Regions from separate parts of the Mus musculus genome. Here region 1 is linked to region 2. A link is a loop called in an ENCODE intact Hi-C map of the cell type or tissue named here. Cell type or tissue: heart. All regions are shown on one strand.

Evidence for each region. Hi-C counts contacts between places; a loop is a spot of excess contacts. Peaks named below come from ENCODE experiments on the same cell type or tissue, not always from the same donor. Only the 100,000 strongest peaks of a DNase experiment are listed, where the experiment ranks them.
Region 1: a loop joins it to region 2, with 6 times the contacts of the local background. A loop is called at or near these places in 6 of 42 quality-filtered maps.

The regions. Positions count from the first base shown.
Region 1 is chr5:110,839,167-110,843,166 of GRCm38, reverse strand. Hscb (HscB iron-sulfur cluster co-chaperone) reads left to right here and starts at 3,390. Exons shown (of 6, transcript NM_153571.2): 1 at 3,390-3,671. The coding sequence starts at 3,439. It overlaps Chek2 (checkpoint kinase 2), which reads right to left and starts at 3,184. Exons shown (of 15, transcript NM_016681.4): 1 at 3,119-3,184; 2 at 1,624-1,961. The coding sequence starts at 1,954. In heart, CTCF peaks have their summits at 2,450 (motif pointing left) and 3,114; a DNase peak (open chromatin) is centred at 3,316; H3K4me3 peaks cover 2,243 bases; H3K27ac peaks cover 1,593 bases.
Region 2 is chr5:111,331,254-111,335,253 of GRCm38, reverse strand. The region is part of intron 1 of Pitpnb (phosphatidylinositol transfer protein, beta); the gene reads right to left. Among named protein-coding and RNA genes, the nearest start is that of Pitpnb, 2.6 kb to the right of the region's middle. In heart, no CTCF peak of the experiment used is centred here; no DNase peak of the experiment used is centred here; H3K4me3 peaks cover 853 bases; H3K27ac peaks cover 229 bases.

The DNA of each region.
Region 1 (4,000 bases), 490 kb after region 2:
CCTCCTACAAGCCAAGACAGGGAGGTCCAAGGGAAAAAGTGTTGCTTGCTTGCCTTCGCTTCTTGCTGGCAAGTGCTTCTATGCCATGATTTCTGCTACTGCCCTTCGCTGCTTCTTTCCAATACAAAGTGAAGATCAGCTCGCTCTCTAGGAATCCTCCAGGCTGTCAGTGCCAAACTGGCACTCCTGGCTGAGACATCTAGTCTTGTGGACTGAGTAGCTCCTAAGTCTTAACTCTCTCCATCATGAAGAGAACTACGAATGGATGATTCAGGCCATATCATGTAACCAATTTAATAGATCCTGTCCCCTAGTTTGGGGGTTTTTTTGTTTTGTTTTGTTTTGTTTTTCTGAGACAGAGTCCCTCTGTGTAGCCCTAGCAATCCTGGAACTCCCAGGCTACCCTCAAACTCAGAGCTCACTTTGCCTCTGCTTCCTTTTACTACCACATCTGGGCTAATCCAGATCTCTTGAGGTGGGAAGATCCACCTTTAAGCTGGACCACACCTTCTGCTGGCAGCCTATATAATGGGCATGAAAAAAGGAAGCTTTGCCAGTTTGATCTCGCTCTTACTGGCAAGTTCATTCCTTCACTGAGCACTAGTGAGCATACTTTTTTTTTAATTTATTATATGTAAATACATGGTAGTTGTCTTCAGATACCCCAAAAGAGGGTGTCAGATCTCATTACAGATGGTTGCAAGCCACCATGGTTGCTGGGATTTGAACTCAGGACCTTTGGAAGAGCAGTCAGTGCTCTTAACCACTGAGCCATCTCTCCAACCCCCTAGAGCATACTTCTACAAGATAGTAATGTATACTAAAGACCAACTAAGACATCCTGCCTGGATTCTTACTGGATTCTTACACCTCCCCTGGGTAGCCATTGTTGAATTAGCTGGACCATAGCATGTAAGCCACTCTAATTAGTCCCTATATATACATACATACATACTCATTCTATCAGTTCTGTTCCTCTAGAGAACCCTGACTAATACAAGTATCTTTCAAAACTGTCTCAGAATGAGCTAGGTCTCCACATTCAAATGAATAAATTTGAACCACATATGGTCGATATGTGTAATCCCAACTGAGACAAGATCAATGCAAGTTCAAGGCCCCAAGGAACTACACTGTGAGTTCCAAGCCCACCTGGGCTGCAGAATTCCTTGTCTCACAAACAAACTAGTAGAGCCTGATAAAAATGTGTGCCTATAAACCCAGCACTTAGGAAGTAGAGGCAGGAAGATCAAAAGTTCACAGCCAGGCTGAGCTACATAGTGAGTTCAAGGCTAACTCAGGCTACAATAGAATCTTTTTTCTGAAGAAAAAAGAAAAATTTGAGGCTAGCCTATGAAATTTAGCAAGATTCTATTTAAAAATAAAAATAAGGTAGCCAGGGATAGGACCTTGGATGTAGTTCAATGTAAGAGCTCTCTACTATGTGTAAGGCCTAAATCTGATCTTCAGTATGAACAGGGCCACCAGGAGGAGATAAACTCTACCACAGGGGCCCTGAGACTTCTGCTGCAACAACCTAACCACCTTCTTTTTTTTTTTCCTAACCACCTTCTTTAACTGTTTCTCTGAACACACACTATATCATATAACAAAGTGCCTTACCTAGATTGGAGAATCCATCCTGAAGAGCCCATAGCCGAGCCCAAGGGGCAGGACCAGGTTCTTCAGGTTCTTGGTCCTCAGGAATAGAACAGAGTTCCTGGGTAGACACTGTCTCCAGCGAGCTCAGAGTCCCAGAACTGGAGTGCGAGGACTGGCTGGAGGACGGCACTGTGCCGGTAGAGGAGCTGGACGAACCCTGATACTGTGAGAGCTCGTGCAACTGAGAAGGAGTGCCTTGGGGCTGGCTGAAGCCACCCTGGGACTGTGAACAGGAAGCACTGTCATGAGCCTTCGAGGAGGTGCTGCTGTGGGACTGATGATGACTCTTCATATCCGACCTCGAAAACAAGAGTCCAACAATAAGGAACAAGGCTCTGGATTCGAGAGTGGAGAAGGGGAGGGAGCAGGAGAGGACTCGGCAGGAAAGTGCACATACTATTCTTGCAGAACCCAAGTTTCCCTACGTTCTCAGCACCAAATCTGGCAGCTCGAGGTTTCCTATAACTCCAAAGTCAGTGGCTCTGTAGTGGATCTTGGCCTCTGCAATCACCAGAGCTCACACTTGCACTTTCCCACACAGATAACATAATTAAAAGTAAAGTAAATCTCTACCCAAAATTAGTCATGTGGCTGCTATAACTCAATGGTAGATGGTTCATCACTTCTCCAACAGAAGCAAAGTACTGGATCCCACTCCCAGTATTGTCAAACATACAAAATGAAGACAGTTAAGGAGTCAAGAGTACAGTTCCCAGCACCCACATCCAAAAGATCACAAACACCTGTAATTCCAGCTCTTGGTGATACAATGCCCTCTATTGGCCCCCGTGCGCACTGCACAGACTTAGACACGTGATTAAAAAAAATACATAAAGAAATTTAAAGGAACGGGCACATTATGACCACCTCAAAATGAAAGACAGGCCCATTCATGAGTGGGGAGAAAAAAAAGTGACCATAGCAAAATCCCAGGATTATGAATAGAATTCCAGAGGCCACTTACAAAGCATTACACCATCTTCCTTCATGTACAGAAGCTGAGAATGGCTTGGTTGTCTCCTATCCATTCCTTGCCATCCTACCCCTCACGTATGCTGAGTATGCAGACGTACCCTCTTCAGTTCCTGCAGAGCCTAGCAGCGAAGATCGGGTTCTCAGTAGGTATTTGGGGAAAGCCATCTAGGGGCTGGCATGAACATTTATAATGTTCGTTATGAAAACTACTTCGCTCTGGCAACGAACAGCCCGGCGTTGTGCCTTCCTATGTGCCCAGACCTGTTTCAGCTCACAAGGAACAAGGAAAGTGAACTTCCCCCCCGCTTCCCCCCCGCGCGCCCCAAGGGCAGATAAAAAGGAAGAATTGACTATGCACAGCGCCCCCTCGCTCGCACAAGAAAGCAGACAAAGCGGAAGCTGCAGAGGGCCCATTTGCACAAGAAGCATGAGAACGGTATTCGACTCCTCAAACACTTAAAGTTTCCCACTTATGACTCACCGCGTGAGACCACCAGGAGCCGCAAACACTGCACAGCCTCCGCCAGTGGAGTGGCGCTAAACCTACGGATACAAACTCCACCCTCAACCAATCAAAAAGCCTTCCTCCCCGGCAGGACCAGTAAGAAAGCCCGAAGATGACTGCCGCGATTAGTCTCAAGGCTTGCTGGGAGTTGTAGTTTAACATGCAGAACGGGACTCGACGTCTTGGTTTCCCGCGGCTAATCCCGCCTCCTCGACTCCCTTAACCAATCAGCAGCGAGACGGTCTTTCCTCCTTTCCCTCGGGTCTTGCTACCTAGGTCAGCGAGCGGCCGTCCCAATGTGGGGATGCGGAGCCCGTGCCCTGCTGGGTGTGTGGGAGGTGCGGCTGGCAGGGTTCCTGGGAAGGAGACTTTTGGGCAGCAATGCCGCCGCGGGGAAGAGCATTGCACCGCAGTGCTGGAACTGCGGTCACGCAAGGGAAGTCGGGTGTGGGGATGAGTTCTTCTGCTCACACTGCCGCGCTCTGCAGCCTCCTGACCCCACTCGTGACTACTTCAGCCTCATGAACTGGTACGGGCGGCGCGTCGTGACGGGAAAGCAGCTCGGGCTTCGTAACCCGAGCGATCTAGGCTTGGGGCCGCGTCTGCGGGGCTGTAATTTCCAGCCAGCTTGGGGGGGTCTGAGGCTGAGGACCACAGTTCAAAGCCATCTTAGGCAATTTGCCGAGACTGATTCAAAACAACTACAAAGATGGATAAGTGTAGGCCATAGGTATAAGTAGTACCTAGTGAGATTTTAGGAGTTTTCCTGAGACGGAGAGGAAATAAAGTTACAGACTGGAGAGAAGATAAGGGTGGAGGCGGGGGTCAAACAGGAGTGAAGTTGCAGATGCCTGTCTG
Region 2 (4,000 bases):
TTGGTTCTTGTGCAGGGACTTCCTTTGGTGATGTGCAAGCATGAACAAGTTCATCATTTGCAGACTCTCTGGTCAGAACACACCCATGAGGTCTTTAGTACAGTTTCATTTGCCATGTGTGCTGTGCATTTTAAAGATTTATTTTTATGTGTGTGAGCATGGGGTCTCTGGCCAGTAGGGCAGGAGGTCGGAAGCACCCAACATGGGTCTTCTAAGCGAGCAGTCAGGAGTATTCTTAGCCACTGAACTCTCTAACCCTGTGCATATTTTATTTTTGATACTTGTACTGGCTGGTTTTGTGTGTCACTTTGACACAGCTGGAGTTATCACAGAGCAAGGAGCCTCCCTTAAGGAAATGCCTCCATGAGATAGAGCTGTAAGGCATTTTCTCAATTAGTGATCAATCGGGGAGGGCCCAGCCCATTAACAGTGGTGCCATCCCTGGGCTGGTGGTCCTGGGTTCTAAGAAAGCAGGCTGAGCAAGCCAGGGGAAGCAAGCTGGTAAGCAGCACAACTCTGCTGAATCGGCTCCTGCCTCCAAGTTCCTGCCCTATGAGAGTTCCAGTCCTGACTTCCTTTGGTGATGAACAGCAATGTGGAAATGTAAGCTGAATTAACCCTTTCCTCCCCAACCTGCTTCTTGGTCATGATGTTTTGCGCAGGAATACAAACCCTAAGACAATACTTCTCTCAGAATACAAACATGCTTTGAAGTTCATGAACGAATCTTTCCAAAAGTCCCTCCACAACCTTATTATTCAAGTTTTGTGAGACGAAAGTAAAGGTGTCTTTGGAATAAGCAGTGACTTCTGTTCAGGGATAGCTCTGCACATTATAAATAACATACTCTTTCCCAAGGTAGGGCCAGCTTAAGGAGAGCTGAGCTTGATCTGTCCAAGTATGTGCTACTGAACATAGATAGCAAAGGTAATCTTTGGAGATCCACTTTACAACAACATAGCACAAGATGAGGACTCGGAGTCTACAGCTGGACTGTTTCCAGCAGAGCATCATTTTTCACAAGGAAATCCCTGATTTCTATAAAACAGGTTTCCTGCTACTCCCTCCCCACTATAGGTCACAATCACCCTGTGTAACAGTGATCTAAAGACCAGGACCACTCAGGTCAGAAAAGTTCCAAACTTCTATTTCTTGTGGAGCACAAACTTGCCTCCCATAAACAAACATCCCACCTCTCACCGCTGCCCCTACAGTGCACACTAACGTTGTCTCACTACACAGGGTGTAAACTGGAGAACTGCAGTGAGAGGGAGCTAGGGTGGATCCCACTTTTCAGAGCCTCTAATACTAGGTTCAGCTAGAAGATGGTGGCCCACACCTTTAATCCTAGCGCTCAGGAGGCAGAAGCTGACTCTCTTCTGAATTTGAGGCTAGCCTGGTCTACAGAGTAAATCCCAGAACAGCCAGAGAAACCCTGTCATGAAAAAGGGAAAGAATAAAGTTCATTAATGAAGCAACAGAAACGCCAGAGGATCTCCCCAAGAGTGACACAGCTGTGGCTGACCCCAGCCACAGATCATCTGTAGATAGCTGGGAAAGAGGTCTTCTAGGGAGCACTTCTAGGGAGCACTCCAAGAGTTACCAAAGGACTGAACCAAGATGCAGGACTGTAGAGGAAGGGATGGAGGAAAGGGGATTGTCACAAAGTTTCACAACAACCAAACAACCAGAGATGGGTAATTTTAACACTTGGTAACAGAAGCCTATTTTTGTTTGACAACACTTTCAGAACACTCTTTCATAAACAAAGTGGCTACGGCATTTAAAAGGACAAATCAAATCCACAAACTACTCTGAAAATCCTCAGTGTTTTTTTTTTCCAAATAGAACCACCAACAAATGCTTTAAAACCAGGCCTCTTACACTAACGAAGTCGTCCGTGGCTCTGTAACAGAAGGGATGAGCCCACCCTCAGAGCCATTTCCTCTTCTATTTTGTTTGAGACAGGGTCTTATTAGGTAGCCCTGGCCACCCTGGAACTCACAAAAGCCCTGCCTCTCTCAGGGCTGGTATTAAAGGCATGTGTCACCACACTTGGCCCTGAAAGCTATTTAAAAAAAAAAAAAAAAAAAGCCCAGCAGTGGTGGCGCACGCCTGTAATCCCAGCACTTGGGAGGCAGAGGCAGGCGGATTTCTGAGTTTGAGGCCAGCCTGGTCTACAGTGAGTTCTAGGACAGCCAGGACTGCACAGAGAAACCCTGTCTCGAAAAAAAAAAAAGAGGAAAAAAAAGTTCTAAGACATCCAACATGTGCCAAGGTATTTTACTTCCCCACACAGGAACCATCTAGTCACTGGATGGAGCTGACAGCAGGGGTCACTTCATTTACAGCACTGAGTACTCACACCGTGTTTGACATAGACAGTAAACTGTCTTTATCTTAAATCTAGGAGGAGGAAAAAAAACAGCTAAGAGAGACTCTGATGAAAACAATTAAATGATAGATACACATTAGCCTTTGCTACCTTCCTTCATAAAGTAAAGGTATGCAAAACACAGGACTGGAGAGATGGCTAAGAGGTACTGCTCTCTCAGAGAGGGCCTCGGCTCATTTTCTAGCACCAGCTCCAACTGGATCCTCTGGCCTCTAGGGACATCTGTACTGAGGTACAAACACACACTGTCAGAGAGGGTTAACTCAAGAGTTAACTCACATTCTGAAGACAGGAAGTAACTAATAAATTAAAAGCCACTAGATGCCTCATGTGCAGTCAGTCTAGCATCTCTCTTCCTAGGTAGCTTGGCACAAGTCAGTTCCTGTCTATCGCATATTCTCCTGTTTTAATATCTGCCACTAGAGTAATGTTAGGTGATGTTTACAAGATACATTGTTAAAATTACTTGGAAGAAAGTTTTCATAAACTCAAAGTTCAGTAGTATGATTATGTTTTAAGTGTAAATCTTTGCTGTGTGCAGAATGCGAAAGTAAGCCTTTTTTCAGACTCCCTGTCACTAAAAAAAAAAAAAAAGTAGTACTTCTTCAGGCCAGAGATGGCCCAGCAGGCAAAGGCATGACTGGAGTTTCAGGTGCAGGACCCTAATAGGAGTAGAGAACTGACTCGAAAGCTGTCCCCTGACCTCCAAAAGCACTCGGTGTACTACCCTGTACACCCCTCTCCATACAAATGTAATTAAAAGTGTTCTCCTAAAAGTGAAAAAGAATCGTCACCAATTCATTTAACAAGAGTTTGCTGAAGGGCTGGAGAAATGGCTCTGCGGCTAAGAGGACTTGCTGCTCTGAGTAACTGGGTTCAGTTTCCAGCCCATGGACGGTGGCTCACTTCTTGCTCTAGTTCCAGGGGATCCAATGCCTAATGCCCTCTTACTACTACCTCCAAGAGCACTGTATGAACGCAGCACATATGCACACACGCAGGCAAACACTTAAATACACATATAAACAGGCAAATCTTTAAAAACACCAAATGCTGGCTGAAGATGTGCTATGTACTAAAGACTGATCCAAAAAAAATGGAGGTATCAGAGTGAGTATCCTGCACAATGTAGGGCGAACAGTCAGAAAGACAAACAATACACACTTCCCAAGACCTTTAAGGTGAGCTACTGATTTGAGGAAAAAGCATTCGAGTCAGCAGAAAGAGAAGGAAAGCCAACATACAGAGCGACAGAGGAACAAGGGGTCTTGTAATGCTGGAATGGGCAAGGAAAAAAAATTACATATGAGCAGAAAATAGAATCTGGGCAGTGTTAAGTAGAGAAACCTTGTTAGTGATTTTTACAAGGTTGACGTTAATACAGGCAAGGAATCTAGACAGCTAACTTAACGTCTTTTTTTTTTTTTGCTTCTTTTAAGAATCTGAAATTAAACCAGGGCCGAGGAAGAACAGCAACAACAAAATGGGTCACACTTGAAATTGCACAAGGGACACCGGCTCAGGTATGACAGCTGAACATTCCCCGCCACCACGGTTTCCTGTGATGTCCGTGGCTCTAAGCAGAGGGGGAAGCCACAACTTCCC